2 separate regions of the Homo sapiens genome follow, and region 1 is linked to region 2. A link is a contact called in ENCODE Hi-C or POLR2A ChIA-PET data. All regions are on one chromosome and are shown on one strand. The core of a region is the stretch at or near the end of the contact, and the rest is flanking DNA. Distances in the headings are between cores, read along the strand shown. Region 1 overlaps ADAMTS14 (ADAM metallopeptidase with thrombospondin type 1 motif 14). Region 2 overlaps EIF4EBP2 (eukaryotic translation initiation factor 4E binding protein 2).

Region 1 (7,392 bases), core at 239-2,738, 310 kb after region 2:
CCTTCTCATCCCCTCTATAGGGACCTTCTCCCCAACTCCATGGTTTTGGGATATCTGAGCCCTAGTTCTCCATCTCCATCTCCAAGCAGAGGCAGCCTGTTTAGAACAGCACCACGGGAGATGGGGACTGGCCAAGGCCAGCTGCATGGCTTGGTTGGCTCTAGGAATGCAGGAGTTCTGAACCCCCACAACAACAGGGCCTGGCCTGACCCCTCACAGCACTGAGGGGTATGATGAAGACTGCGGAATCGCAAAGTTGTAGGGTCACAGTGGCTCTGGTGTCCTCAGGAGTGGTCATTCATACTGTTATTTATCGCTAGGGATGGGAAACTCACTGCCTATTGAAGCAGCTGTTCCTTTGTTTTAGAGAATATAGCCGTATAGTTAATATGGACAGCTATATTGACCTTCTACACACATGAACCAAAATGGACTGCCTTGTAACTTTCATCTGTCGGGAATACAAAGTCTGTGGTTATAGAAAAGCCCAGGGGTCCCTGTTCTGAGTAAATCACCTTGCAGGCATGACCGACAATTATCCCTTGGTATAATTGGTATCAAAGCTACCATTTATTGAGCTCCTGTGTAATAACAACTATTTTTATTTTATGAGGCTTAAATGAAATAATATGTGTGCTCTCAGCACCATGCTCACACAAATTAAATACTTAATGAAAGCTGCTGTTATAGTAATCATTATTATAGTATGTCAAGCACTTTGTGCTAGGTGGGATGCTAAGCACTTAGGTACAAAAATCTGTGCAATTCTCCCACATGTCTATGAGTAGGGTACTGTTAACCCCAGCACTTGGACACTTTGTATCAAGTCTTACCCAATCCTCTTGACTTAATGAAGAAGAGAGCATAGATGACTATAAAATACCTTTTCTTACTATTCTTCACAGACACACCAGGAGGTGAGTAAAATAAGAGGGATTATAGTCCCTGTTTTCAAGGGGAAATTAAGCCACAGCAAGGCTAAGTGGCCTGGCCAAGGTTGCACTGTCAGGACTTGGAAGCCAGCTCTTCTGATTCCAAATCCAAGTTTCTTTTACCACTCCTTAGTTTATGATGATATTAAGTGGAAGTTGATGCAAATGGGAGTGGCTGAGTCGTTTATGGGGGCCTGCTCTATGCCAGGGCCTGCAAAACAGTTGAAGGCACCCACAAAGATGAGTAAGATGGATTTCTCTTCCAGTCCAGCTGGAGAGGGTTAGTCAGTCCCTGTGTCAGTCTGTACATCTGTCCGTCACACTCACCGTGGAATAGGTGGTGTATGTCTGAAGGGTAAAGCAGTCAGGGAGGAAGAAGGATCTGGATAGCTCTTCAGCTGAGCTCCACAGCCCCCACCCTGGGAGCCATTCTCTGGTTTATGTCAGTGGAGGCCCTTGTCATGCTATTATGAATGGCTGAGCTGCTCCTGGTGGCTGTGTGGGAAACCTGGCCCTCCCCAGCCTTCCCAGCCAGCAAGGTCATCCATTTCTCTGTGTCTGTCCCAGCCCAGCCTATGGAGGCCGCCTGTGCTTAGGGCCCATGTTCGAGTACCAGGTCTGCAACAGCGAGGAGTGCCCTGGGACCTACGAGGACTTCCGGGCCCAGCAGTGTGCCAAGCGCAACTCCTACTATGTGCACCAGAATGCCAAGCACAGCTGGGTGCCCTACGAGCCTGACGATGGTGAGTGGGCCCCACCCCCCTCCCACTCCATGTCCTTAGGCATCTGCGGGGGCTGTGTGTGCCCAGGCAGGGCCTCCTACCCCTACATACACCAGTGAAGGTGGAGGGACAGTGGGGGTGCCAAAAGGGACACTGAAGTCAGCGGGCTCACCATATACCCTTTTGTAGGCCTGTTCTTGGTATACTTCTGGGGTCATCATCCCCATCAAGGCCATCCCTGATTTGTGTACTTATGATGACAGTTTTCTGGCAGATGCAAGGAAAGTGTCTTGAGGAAGGGACACTTCACACACAGGTGTTGCCAAGGCCGGCAGCAGTGTTGGCTGTTAGGGTTGCCTGCCTTTCGTCTTCTGTCCCTACCTGCAGGGAGAAGAATTATATAGGTGCAGGCGCCCTTCCCGTTGCATGACCAGTGTCCTGAGGAGCTCAGTCCTATTACACGCTGTGTTTTTAGGTTTTACTGATTGGGTTGTGGTTTCAGCAGAGTCGATGAGATGATTTTGGAAGGCACGCAGATAGGATCTGGTGGGATCTTCATAACGACTCTCTAGGCTGCCCTGGGACATACACAGGACTTCTAGACTCCTGTAAAGAGTCTGAATTTGGGGACCATAGTGGTGCCAGTTCCCATCTATTTTTGAGTGTTTCCAGTGATGGCTCCATAGCGGCAGAGCATCCAGTGAAGGGTTGGGATTCGTGGCAAGTCAGAGCCTCGGCTGGAAGAGCCCTCAATGATCCTCTGATTCCAGCTTTCCCCTGCCAGCCTCTCCATGGGTCCTCCATGGACAGATGCTCATTCTCCATCACACAACTCTTGGCCCAGACAGCTCCCATCAGGACGGGCTTTCCTCCCTGGAGCCTGGGCTCCACCCCAGAACTGTCAGCTCTTCAGCTCTGGTCTAGAATGACAGACTCTTCAGGTTGGAAGGGACCTCAGAGGCCTGTCATTGCCAGATTCTTCCAGAGCATCCTTGCAGGGGGTGTCTTCTCTCTGCTTGGATTCCTCCTACTCTGGGGAGCTCACCACTCCCTTCGCACTGTTGCTGCCCAGAGAGCTTCCGTTGCTGCCCAGAGAGCTGCCTGCCTGGGTCAGGATCCTGCCTGTCCTGGGTTGGAGCTCCCCCAGACCCAGGTCCCTACAGGAATCTGGTTCCTGTGGATGAAATCCAAGGTGGTCTTGGAGGTTGTGGCTTCCGTTGCTGCCTAGAGAGCTGCCTGCCTGGGTCAGGATCCTGCCTGTCCTGGGTTGGAGCTCCCCCAGACCCAGGTCCCTACAGGAATCTGGTTCCTGTGGATGAAATCCAAGGTGGTCTTGGAGGTTGTGGCTCCAGACTTGAGTCCTTCATGCTGGAGACAAGGAGTTACCAGCTGTGCTGGAGCCCAGGGACCAGAGCAGAGCCCAAGAGTTTCCTTAGTAATTGGCTGAGGGAATCTTGGTTTGAAAGCCTTCCAGATCCATTCAGAAACCAAACCAGCAGCCACAGCGTTGGGGAGAGGAGGGGCTGGGAGGCCCGTGGGGCAGCTGGACTTTGGGTTTTTCCCAGGACTGTTAGACGAATTCCAGGAAGTTAGCTAAGCCCCCAACTTCCTTTTTTCTAAGAAGCACAGTAAGTGTTTATATATGCTCTGGAACCTCCTTTTTAGGATATCTATAGCCCACATAAAGAAGGAAACATTTAATTGTTAGGACCAGAAAGGACTCTCTTTCTCCCTGACTGTTGCTCCATTTTGCAAACCCAGATACAGACCACTTTTCTGCCTTTTTTTCACGCAGCCTTCTAATGTTTACAAACATGTTAAGACGCATGTCATACATGTGCACAGTGAAGTTTTGTAGGGGTCAGAGCAGGACTCAGGCAAGACTGCTAAGGTTAGAATCCAGGCTGAACCACTTATCGTGTGGTTGTGTGGACTTGAGCAAGTTCCTTAACCTCTCTGGTCCTCAATTTCCTCCTCTGTAATGCTAGCACCTACCTCATTGAGGTGTTGAGAGGGTTAAATGAGTTAATTCATGAAAAGCCATTAAAGCTGTATTTTAAGGGCATGTGAAGGTTTTAGAAATATCTAGTACATAGTAAGCATTCACTAAGCATTGGCTTATTATTACTTTATCACTTGATTTTTCTCAATAAGCCGATGTGGCATTTTACTGATTAGGGATAATAAAAATAGGGAACAAAGGCTGGGAGAGGTCAGAGCATTTACCCAAGGTCACATGGCTAATAAGTGACACAGCAGGGATTTTCAGCCCCCGTGCCACACCCAGTGCTCCCCCAACTGTCCAGAGCTGGCCCCGGAGCTTTCTGGCTGGACCACATACTGATCTGTCCTGGGCCACTTTCTCTGAGCCCAGCTGGGGACTCAGCATAGTCCCTCTCCCTACAGACGCCCAGAAGTGTGAGCTGATCTGCCAGTCGGCGGACACGGGGGACGTGGTGTTCATGAACCAGGTGGTTCACGATGGGACACGCTGCAGCTACCGGGACCCATACAGCGTCTGTGCGCGTGGCGAGTGTGTGGTGGGTGCACCCCCAGCCACCCCGACTACCGGCACAGGGAGACTGGAGGGCTGCACTGTAGCCCCTCCTGCCTGGGAAGATGAGCATTGCCTCACCGGCCCACTCGCAACACCCTGTTGGTCCTCAGCATAGCCCTGGGGTGCTGGAAGGGGCTAATTATTGCTCAGCCCCATTGGAGGGGAGAGGAGATGGCAAGAATCCTCATCACGCCGGGTGTAAGACCTCACCCAGGTCCCACGGTGAATTCGTGCCAGAATCCTGTCCAGGGACATCTCCCAGGCCAGAGGTCTTCTCCTGACCAGGGCCTGGGGATGGGAATGGGAGCCCCGGGGTGGCGGTGGGGGCAGGGGAGCCTCCTCCCACTGACCTCACCTCTGGCCTCAGCCTGTCGGCTGTGACAAGGAGGTGGGGTCCATGAAGGCGGATGACAAGTGTGGAGTCTGCGGGGGTGACAACTCCCACTGCAGGACTGTGAAGGGGACGCTGGGCAAGGCCTCCAAGCAGGCAGGTGAGCCGGGCTGGGGCTGGGGGGATGACGAGGGCTGACTGGAGTTCTTGCCGTCCCTCAGGGGGCCCTCCCTCCTTGAACTGTGCCACAGTCTGGGGTGGGGAGAAGGGGCCCTGGGGCCCATCTCCAGGCCTTCCTGGGCTGCCCAGGCTGGTGAGCCAGGTGCTGCAGCCAGTCACCTCACCTTTCAGGCAAGCTCCTCCCTGAGTTTGGGGCCCAGGAGCTCCAAGAGACATTTTCCCGCTAGGTAAAGTTTTGTGATGGGAGCTCGGCCATCCCTTGGACCTTGGGACTATTGGTGGGTGGGAGGCATCAGACAGATCTAAAGGTGTAGCCAAGACTGGACTGATAATTTTCTTTTCCTCTCTCCTTCCTTATTTTTTTTTAAACCTGTGGCACTTTCTGCTTTGAATTCCTGGTATCTTTGAGTTCCTTGACTTTCCTCTCTACCTCCAATCTGACCAGACTTGCTGTGGAAAAGAACCAGATATCAGTCCTTCACACTTTAGTATAAATGGGGCCTATTTTCCCTTGGGAGATGTTACACTTTGTCTCACCTTTGATTGTTGGGGACAAGGTTGGTGGCTCTGAGAAAGTCCAGGCCTTGGGTCGGGAGGGCCAGGGCGGCTCAGGACAGTCATGTGGAGTCTTCATGGCCTTTATCATTTAAATCCCATCAGTAGCAAGTAGCTTAAGGTGTGAGAAGAAGCAGGGAGAGAGAGTCAGAGGAGCAAAAAGGGACGGGGGGAAGGGCAGAAGTGAGACGGAGAGGAAGAGGGTCAGGAAAGAGGGAAGTAATAGCAGCTCTCACACACACGGAGGCCCTTAGAGTTTACAGGACATGTCTCATTCGATCCTCCCAGCACCCTCATGGAGAAGGTCTCATCCTCAGTTTACAAATGAGGATACAGAGATTCAGAGAGGTTCTGTGATCAAATGAGATGTTCCTGGGTGCCCAGTGAGGGAGTGGGGGACGCTGGGCAGTGGGACCACCAGCTTAGGATGCTCACGACTTCTGGATCCCTGTGTGTGGCAGGAGCTCTCAAGCTGGTGCAGATCCCAGCAGGTGCCAGGCACATCCAGATTGAGGCACTGGAGAAGTCCCCCCACCGCATTGGTGAGTGCTGGGGTGCTGGGAGGGGACAGCAGGGCCCCAGGCCCTGCCCTCTGACTTGGGGGAGCTGGGAGACCAGAGGACAAGATTCTAGTACAAGTGGAATTGTACTAACTGGAGTAATGGGCAGAGACCCCCTTTTCATTTTATTTTAAATTTATGCTGCATGGGTAACCCATTCCATGGTTTACATTTCAGAAGGTCTCAAAGGGGACCTAGTAAAGAGTCCCCTTTCTACCCCTGTACCCTGGGGGCAGTTTTCTTCCCTAAGGGCAACTACTGTTAATAATTTCTTGTGCACATAGATGGCTGTTAAAGGAAAGCCATGTTCACAGAGTGTATCAGTCAGCTTTTGCTGCCTAACACACCACTCCAAAACTTAGTGGCTTCAAACAAGAATAATTCTTAGCTCACGGTCCTATGGGTCATCAGTTTGGGCTGGGCTCTGTGGGGTGGTTCTTCTACTTGTCTTCTTGGACCAAGTCATGCAGATGCCCTCAGCTGGTAGGTCTCTGGGAGCTGGTTGGTCTAGGATGGCCTCGCTCACATGTCTGGTGGTTGGTACTGGCTGTCAGCTGGGGTCATGGAGGTGGCAGGGCTGTGTCCTCAACAGGCTAACCCAGTGTTATTCACATTATATCTGTCACATAGTCCTCAGGAATGGCTTGTGTCATGTTTTCTAGCGTCCCATTAGTCCAAATCACATGGACAAGCCCAGATTTAAGGGGTAGAAACATAGACTAGCTCTTGATGGTAGAAGTGGTGAAGTTACTGTGCAAAGCAGCATGCATAGAGGAATAGGAGGAATGTAGAGGCATTCTGCAGTCTACCACACAGGCCCTTACATTATTCTCATTATAATCATACTTAAACACCAAGCCACTAAATGAGGTGACACCCTTGTGCTTGTAACAGTTATCTAACTATGAAGCTAGGCTCGATTAAAAATGAGAATACCACAATAAGTTAATAAATTTAAATTAAGGCCATTAATATAATATGAGTGATGTTTTGTTTCGTTTTTGCTGAAACTAAATTGGCTGTCAAAAAATGGACATGTCCAGAGAGGCAAATCCACAGACAGAGAGAGAATAGATCCGTGGCTGCCAGGGGCTGGGGAAGGAAAGAGGCATGACGGCTAATGGGTATCAGGTTTCTTTTTGGGGCGATGAAAATGTTCTGGAATTAGACAGTGGCAATGGCTGAATCTACTTAAAAATCAGGGCAGGCGCAGCGGCTCACGCCTGTAATCCCAACACTTTGGGAGGCCAAGGTGGGTGGATCGCTTGAGCTCAGAAGTTTGAGATCAGCCTGGGGAACATGGTGAAATCCCATCTCTACAAAAATAAAAAATAAACAATCAGCTAGGCGTGGTGGTGCATGCCTGTAGTCCTAAGCTAGTTGGGGGACTGAGGCAGGAGCGTCTCAAAAAAAATTTTTTTTTCACTGAATTGTACACCTTATTCGAGTGAGTTGTATGGCATGTGAATTATATCTCGGTTCAAACCCTGTGAGCCTGGTTCAGAGCAGGGTCCCGGTGGCAAGTGGGCAGAAGGCTGCTTCTCCCACACTGGGC
Region 2 (7,353 bases), core at 878-3,377:
AGGAAAAAATTAAATTCTCATCAATGGTTGCTGTTATAGTTAAATCAGTAAAGATCTTGAGTATCAACTTGGTGTTTTAATTTTTTAAAAATTTCTGGTGAAATCCTGCTAAGGTTATTTCACATTTCAGGAGTTTCAGCTGGTGGGGGAGATGGGCAGAGGTAAGAGGCAGTTGGCTCTTTATCTGTCAGTTCTCCACACTTGCGGAGCATGCACTTTGTCAATGTGGACCTGTGTATGCAAAGGAGATGGTGGGACTCTCAGGGAGCATGACCCTGGTCCTGTGCTCAGGAGCTTGCAGGTGAACATGTATATGCTGGGCTGACGGCACCCAAGCATGTCCTTCTCTTAAGTGCCAGCCCTGAGGAAGCCCAAACAACTTTTCCTTTCTCAGAAGAGGGGCTGCCTGTGCCCCTGGGAGCACTGGTTAGATGCCCATCATGCCTGTTACCTCAAACCAAGCTGTGCTGCATGAGCGTCAGATTCCCTGCTGTTAACTAATCCAGCGGGTTTCATGTATTAGTCCTGAGAATGAGAATTCTTTCACGTGCACAGAGGTCCACAGAATAAAACTGGACTGGAGGAAGCTTTCCCATCGGAACTGTCTAGGGGTTTAGGGCACAGGCTTTGGAGTCAGGCAGCTTCAGTTCCAGCTGTGCTGCTTAGTAGCCAAATTACCCAGCAGAATTCTTATTCTACAAGCCTCAGTTTTCTCTAAAATAAGGTTAAGAAACAACTTTTCTAGGTGGTTGTCAGGCCCAGTTGATGTCATAAAGAGCCCAGTGCCTAGTATACTCAGCTCAGGAAACAGTATTTAAGGGACTCAAGCACAGCCCGGTTGACATGGACACCCAGAGATTATTCAGCCCCCTCTCCTCTTCCCTCCAAGTGTGTAAGTTTAGGAATGGAACAGGTTTGAGCACTGCAGCTACCACCTACTCATGGAACCTATAGAAGGACTAAAGGATCTCTTTAAGGGAAGATGGGACCAAAACCTTAAAAGCGCTTTCCTACATCCTTTACTCTGCCCTAAAGGCAATTAGGATAGGTAAGGATCTTACTGCTAATGAAGACTTTTTTTTTTTTGAGACTGAATCTTGCTCTGTTGCCCAGGCTGGAGTGCAGTGGTGCGACCTCGGCTCACTGTAACCCCCGCTTCCTGGGTTCAAGTGATTCTCCTGCCTCAGCCTCCTGAGTAGCTGGGATTACAGGCACGTGCTACCATGCCTGGCTAATTTTTATATTTTTAGTAGAGACGGGGTTTCACCACGTTGGTCAGGCTGGTCTCAAACTCCACACCTCGTGATCCGCCCGCCTCAGCCTCCCAAAGTGCTGGGATTACAGGCATGAGCCACCGCGCCGGACCGAAAAGGAAGACTTAAAGACGGAGATAAACCCCAGGTTAGGGGTGCTATCCCAGGGTCACAGCCACTCCCCACATCTCTATGGATCCCGTGTTTCTGTTTCTTACAATGTTTCTAATTTCTCCAGGCTTACCTACTGCCAGGCCCACCCACTTCCTCAGCCAAGGAGTGTAATGTGTCCAATTTTTACCACTCACAACTGACTTGGCACTTCTTGAGAGCAAGTTAAAATAACTCTTGAGTGCTCTTAAAACCCTAGGTTCAGGCCAGGTGCAGTGGCTCACAGCTGTAATCTCAACACATTGTGAGGCCAACACAGGACAAGAGCTTGAGCCGAGAAGTTGGAGACCAGCCTTGGCAACATGGCGAGACCCTGTCTTGACAAAAAACAATCTAAAAAATTAGTTGGGTATGATGGTGCATGCTTGCAGTCCCAGCTACTTGGGAGGCTGAAGTAGGAGGATTGCTTGAGTCCAGGATGGCAAGACTGCAGTGAGCCATGATTGTGCCACTGCACTCCAGTCTGGTTGACAGCAAGATCCTGTATCAAAACAACAGAAAACATCCCAGGTTCAGACAGGACACAATTCTCCAAGGTAGTATTTAAAGTGACTTATAGAGCCTTCAGCAAGCACATGGCCTAGAGCATGGAGCTATTCCCTAGGCTCGGGTAGGTAGGCTTTGCCCCAGTGACTCTGTCCAGGCAACAGAATGACTCTGCTGCTGACGTAGCAAACACTGAGCTTTCAGCAGGGGTCAGCAAAACACAGAGTTTCACTACTTTGTGCACTACTTTTATTTGACATGAGGCAATGCCCTGTCGTCAAGGGTTTGTTCTTGGAGTCAATACAGCTGACTGTAAACACTCCCACAAGCTGTAGCTACAAATAGCTTGACCTTTCGCTCTCTGGCACCAGCCATGTAAGAAAGTCCTGGGGTGGGATGTTCACTTCTAAGAACTAGTTCAGTAGTGTAATTGGGTTCAAATGTTTGGTTCTAAAGGCTAAGGCTTGGATCCCAAGATAGGTGAGCACAAACCTCTAGTTGCTGTTAAGCAGTAAGTGCCCGTAGGGCTCAAGAGACCAGAGCTCAGCTCTTGGCCCTGCCACTCCTAGCTGTGTGGTCAGGCCCTGAGGCCTCCCTGGGGTCTCACTTAGGAATGGGGATCAGACAAGCTGACCTCACAAGGTTGTCCCTGCTCTGCTGTTCTGTATATGGGCAGATGCAGAATCCTGTTGATTCTGAATTGTTGGATCTGGGCAGTCTATTTCTAGTCCAGGCAGTGAACAGCTGGATCAGCTTTGTTGTGGAATCAAGGCACTGAGGTTTCTCAAGCCCAGGCCTGGCTCCAGCAAATCCAGCCCCTTTCTGGGCCATGACTATGGTGTTGACTCAACCAAAGCCTCAGTTGAGTTCGTCTGAGCTCAACAGGGTTCACAAATGATTGGAATCATTTTCTTTAGCATAAGTGGGTAGGCTTCTTGGGAAAGCAGAATGGGGTAGATATACTGTGGGCTCACATTCCCAATAAAGTGGCCCCTTTGCTCCATGAAACTACAAAAAAAGTGCCCCTGCTTTGGCAATGCTCAATGAGATCAAGCTGTTAAGAGCAGAATTGCTTCTTTTGTTTGTTTTATTTAAACAGAGACAGGTTCTCACTATGTTGCCCAGGCTGGTCTTGAACTACTGGACTCAAGTGATCTTCCCATCTCAGCCTCCCAAAGTGCTGGGATTACAGGCATGAGCCACTGCACCCAGCCAGAATTGCTGCCTTTGAGGTCTTTTTACCTGGAAGATAACTGTGGTCAGGGGTTTTTGGGGATAGAGCTGCCTCACTCAGGCTCCTTTTGCTGTGCTTCCCATGTGGAACCTGAAATTAAGTCTGTCTTAGAACCCTGAGTAACAAAAGAGCCGATAAAGGTTAGATTAAGGGCATGTGGCAGGGACTGGGTTTAGCAAGCTTTATAAGCTTTAGAGGGAGGTAGGGATAAGGTAGCTCTTCCTATTCAGTCTACAGCTTAAAGCTCATGGCTCTTCTGAGCCTGACAACAGACATTTAATATGAATGCATTAGGATTCACCAGCGTTCCTTTTACAAGTGGAGACTGGACAGTGAATTGCTCACCTGAGGTCGCACAGCTTCCAGTGGCTGAGCTGTGACCATAGAGCAAGTATCTTGCCACCCAGGGCAAGGCCTTCACCACTGCTGGATAGGAAGCTCAGAGGCCTCATTAATAGCACACATTGAGAGACTGAGGTGGATTGTCACCAACTTTAACAAACTCAGGCTGTGTCTGCCGAAGCAGACTGACGCAGGGATGTCTTCTGTAACCCAACATGGCCGGTCCTCTTGGATGAGTTCCTGCCTCTGCCTTCACAGGCACCAGCTGGCCCAGGAGAACTAGACAATGGCTTTATTGTTGTACAGCTCATTAGCAGAGAACCACTCCAGTGAGCCTCTGGACAAGGCCAGTAGATTGCCACTGGCCAGCCAGAAAGCTGTGGGGCTCCCCCAACCCAGCCTGAGGCAATGAGATTGACGGACTCTTTTTAATCTATACAGTGATCCTTAATCTTTGGGGAGGGGGACAGGTCACACACAGACTACTTTGGAGAATACATGAAAGCTATAGGTGACTTCATCCCACCTCCAAAATACATGCACATATGTCTCAACTTTCACATACAGTTTCGGGGGGTTCACAGGTTTTTAAAAAATCCAGTAAAGAACTCATGCACTTGTGCTTTTCCTTGCCACTGTCTTTTCAGTAAAGAGAACATCCAGCCAGCCCCCTGCACAGGCTTCTTCCTCCCTCTTCCTGACAGCAGCCTCTGTGCTTGGCCAGACTCCACTGAGCCCTTCATTTACAGAGTGGGCAGCCCCTCCTCTTCAGTTCTGGTGGGCAGAGCAACTTTGCCCCTCTCTGTTTCTCCTTACTGGATTAGATGGTTATCATGTCTTCCAGGAGTTTCCCAGCCTTCCAGAGTGCAGGCAAATCCAGTCTCCCTCCAGGATGTCATCAGAGGCACCCACATTCTTCCACGATCATGTCTTTATGGTGATCTAGGAGCACTCTGCCATTATCCACATACAGCATGCTCAGCGGCTTGGTCTTCACTGGGGCACAACAAGTGGAAGGGACTCGGTGGGGCTGGTAACGTTTCAGCAGACTCTGTAAAGGAAAGGAAGGGTGTGTCAATTCACATCCTGATGGGCAGGTCAGAATAGTATTTCTGGGTAAAGAGTAAAAAAGTTACGGAGTTAAAGTCAGTTCCTGAGTGCAAAAATAGCAGAAAATTATTTTCATAAAGGAATTAGCTTGCCAATATATCATGAACTCTAATGTCTAAACTACCTTTAGCTCTGTGCTTGTTTTGTGAAAACAGCCTTTAAACAGATTCAAAAAATTACATGTATCTGGGTAGAGTAGTAGCTATTTTTTTTTTTAAGTGGTAGCTAATTTTTATGTTCTCCTATTATTCTAGTCTAAAGGGAATACCATTTTTTTTTTCTTTTTTGAGATGGTCTTGCTCTGTTGCCCAGGCTGGAGTGCAGTGGTGTGATCACAGCTCACTGCATCCTCAACCTCCTGGGCTCAGGTGATCCTCCCACCTCAGCCTCCTGAGTAGCTGGGACTACAGGTACATGCCACCATGCCTGGCTAATTTTTGTATTTTTTGTAGAAATAGGGTTTCGGCATGTTGCCCAGGCTGGTCTTGACCTCCTGGGCTCAAGCGATCCACCCACCTCAGCCTCCCAAAATGCTGGAATTACATGAGTGAGCCACCGTGCCCGGCTGTGAATACCAATTTTTAAAATATTCCAAGAAATTCCTGGTTTAGTTCTAGAAATATGAAGCAGAATAGTTAGTCATGTGGAAATTCTTATGGGATTTGCTGTCAGCCAGAGAAGGACAGAGAGAGTCAATAGGAGGAAAGGAACAATCCCTTGGCGTTTTGGAACCAGGGCCTGTCCCTGTGGTCTAGTAACGTCTTTTTAGATCAGAGTGTCAGAGTTGGCAGTTGGGACTGTCTGGGTCTTTGTGGTGCTCCAGGTGGGCGATGAAAATCAGCAGGCCTGGGTGAGGCTCAGGACAGATCCTCGGAAGCTCTAGTACCCCCAGGGACTCCCTTGCATGACCTCAGCCCATGTGCTCATGCTCCCCAGAGACCCTGAATCCCGCCTGAGGCTTGGCATGGAGGATATATTGCAAGTCCAAGAAATTCTCATTCCAGACTTCATGGAGTAAAATGAAAACATTTTGGTCCCATATGACCTTGGACAGCAGGGCAGGGCCACCTATAACATCAGATCCACCATATTAGGTTATATTTTCTGTTCTCTCCATCTTCTTCTCTTTCCTAACTCACCAGCTCTGTTCTTCCTCCACCACCTCCTAGACCTTAGGCTGACTAGTGGCACCAAGTGGCAGCCTCTGGCTTTGTCTACTTTTTCTTGTTTTTGAGATGGAGTTTCGCTCCTGTTGCCCAGGCTGGAGTGCAATGGCATGATCTCGGCTCACTGCAATCTCTGCCTCCCGGGTTCAAGTGATTCTCCTGCCTCAGCCTCCCGAGTAGCTGGGATTACAGGCATGTGCCACAACACCCGGCTGATTTTTGTATTTTTAGTAGAGACGGGGTGTCACCATGTTGGTCAGGCTGGTCTCAAACTCCTGACCTCAGGTGATCCGCCCACCTCAGCCTCCCAAAGTGTTGGGATTTCAGGCATGTGCCACCGCACCTGGCTGGCCTTGTCTACTTCTGTAGAATGGGTAGTCAATTCTCAACCAAAATACTGTGGCTGGAACAGTGTGATTCCAACCGTGGCCCCATAATGCAGCCAAACATGCCTGTTACCTACCAACTGCTTTACATGCCATGTGCATGTCATCTCATTAACCCTACAGCATCCCTCTGAAATATGGCATTGCCCTCCTCATCTTACAGGTGGAAAAACTGAAGCTTGAGAGAATAAGCAACCTAAACAGTATCACACAGCTAATGAGGAGTCAAATGCAGGCCTGCCTGTCCCCAAAGTCCAGATTCTTCCTTTCCTAGAATGTCAGGGCTAGGGAAGTGCTGAGACCCTCTGGTCTACCCCCACCCCCTAATTTTATGAAAGACAAGGATAAAGTCCCAGGGAAACAATGTGTTCAAGGCTACCCAGTGACGCATGACCCCATACAGGCTCTATAAGGATGTTACACTCGGTCATCTCTACATGCCTGGTACCTAGCACAGGATCCTGGTACATTGGAGGTGCTTGAGTAACTGTGAATACAGGAACATAGTCATTTAATAGCAAAGCTAGAGCCCTGTCCCCCAAGGCCAGCTTACTGCCTCCCCTCCCCCTCACGCCTGGCATCCCACCTGGATGTATGCATGGTTGGTCGGATGAAACTCCTCCCCAACAGGATTAGGACACTCGCCCTCACAGCGATAGGCGTTGTACTGCTTGGGGTAGATGATCCAGGAGCCCCATCCGATCAGGTTGAAGTCCACCTGGAACTTGACCTTCCGACACAGTTGACTTCTGTCTGGCAAGTGATGTCGACGGTGCCTCTTGCCCCACTCCCAGGACAGCTGTCCCTCCTGGGCCCGCCAGGAGCTCTCGGCTTCCCACAGCAAGGTGGACCCACCCAGCTGCCTCTGCTCCTGCGAGAGGTTGGAGTAGAGCATAAGGAGCACATTGGTGGCAGGCGGTGTGGGGGGCCGCGGCCAGCACTCTCCAGCTACCCTGGACATCTGCTTCTCCAGGGCCCCAGGGTGCTTCAGCCACTTGGAGAGAGGCCTGGTCACCTCCAAAACCATGCTGCCCAAGGAAAAGGTGACCTGGGACAAAGTGACAGTGAATAGGTCCATCTGAAACCGCTCTAAGCAGCTGTCTGAAGCCTGCTCTGTGTCGGGCTTTGGCTGGTGGAAAATCTCAATGGCAAGTGAGCCCTCAGTGGGGAGGTCCACAGGGCTGGACAGCTGCAGCCGGAGCTCA

The links. A loop is a pair of places that touch in the nucleus more often than their neighbours do. ChIA-PET counts read pairs that join two places held with the same protein, here RNA polymerase II (POLR2A). Pooled maps may share reads with other maps.
Region 1: a pooled map shows a loop between it and region 2 (2.1-fold over the local background). The contact joins two enhancer-like sites. A Hi-C loop is called at or near these places in 1 of 50 pooled maps. POLR2A ChIA-PET finds 5 or more read pairs at or near these places in 2 of 52 experiments (Panc1 and activated CD4-positive, alpha-beta T cell).

What each region holds. Positions count from the first base shown.
Region 1 is chr10:70,739,488-70,746,879 of GRCh38, forward strand. It overlaps ADAMTS14 (ADAM metallopeptidase with thrombospondin type 1 motif 14), which reads left to right. Exons shown (of 22, transcript NM_080722.4): 12 at 1,500-1,675; 13 at 4,061-4,194; 14 at 4,579-4,702; 15 at 5,739-5,819. Among named protein-coding and RNA genes, the nearest start is that of TBATA, 42 kb to the right of the region's middle. RefSeq lists enhancers at 3,046-3,340, 3,580-4,383, 5,915-6,084. Within about 2 kb of position 1,489, at least 2 of the 41 ENCODE cell types and tissues checked have a DNase peak (open chromatin) inside an H3K27ac peak, as active enhancers do.
Region 2 is chr10:70,428,552-70,435,904 of GRCh38, forward strand. It overlaps EIF4EBP2 (eukaryotic translation initiation factor 4E binding protein 2), which reads left to right. Exons shown (of 3, transcript NM_004096.5): 3 at 1-67. It overlaps NODAL (nodal growth differentiation factor), which reads right to left. Exons shown (of 3, transcript NM_018055.5): 2 at 6,735-7,353; 3 at 3,385-4,537. The coding sequence ends at 4,385. Among named protein-coding and RNA genes, the nearest start is that of NODAL, 9.5 kb to the right of the region's middle. RefSeq lists an enhancer at 6,592-7,093. Within about 2 kb of position 2,128, at least 16 of the 41 ENCODE cell types and tissues checked have a DNase peak (open chromatin) inside an H3K27ac peak, as active enhancers do.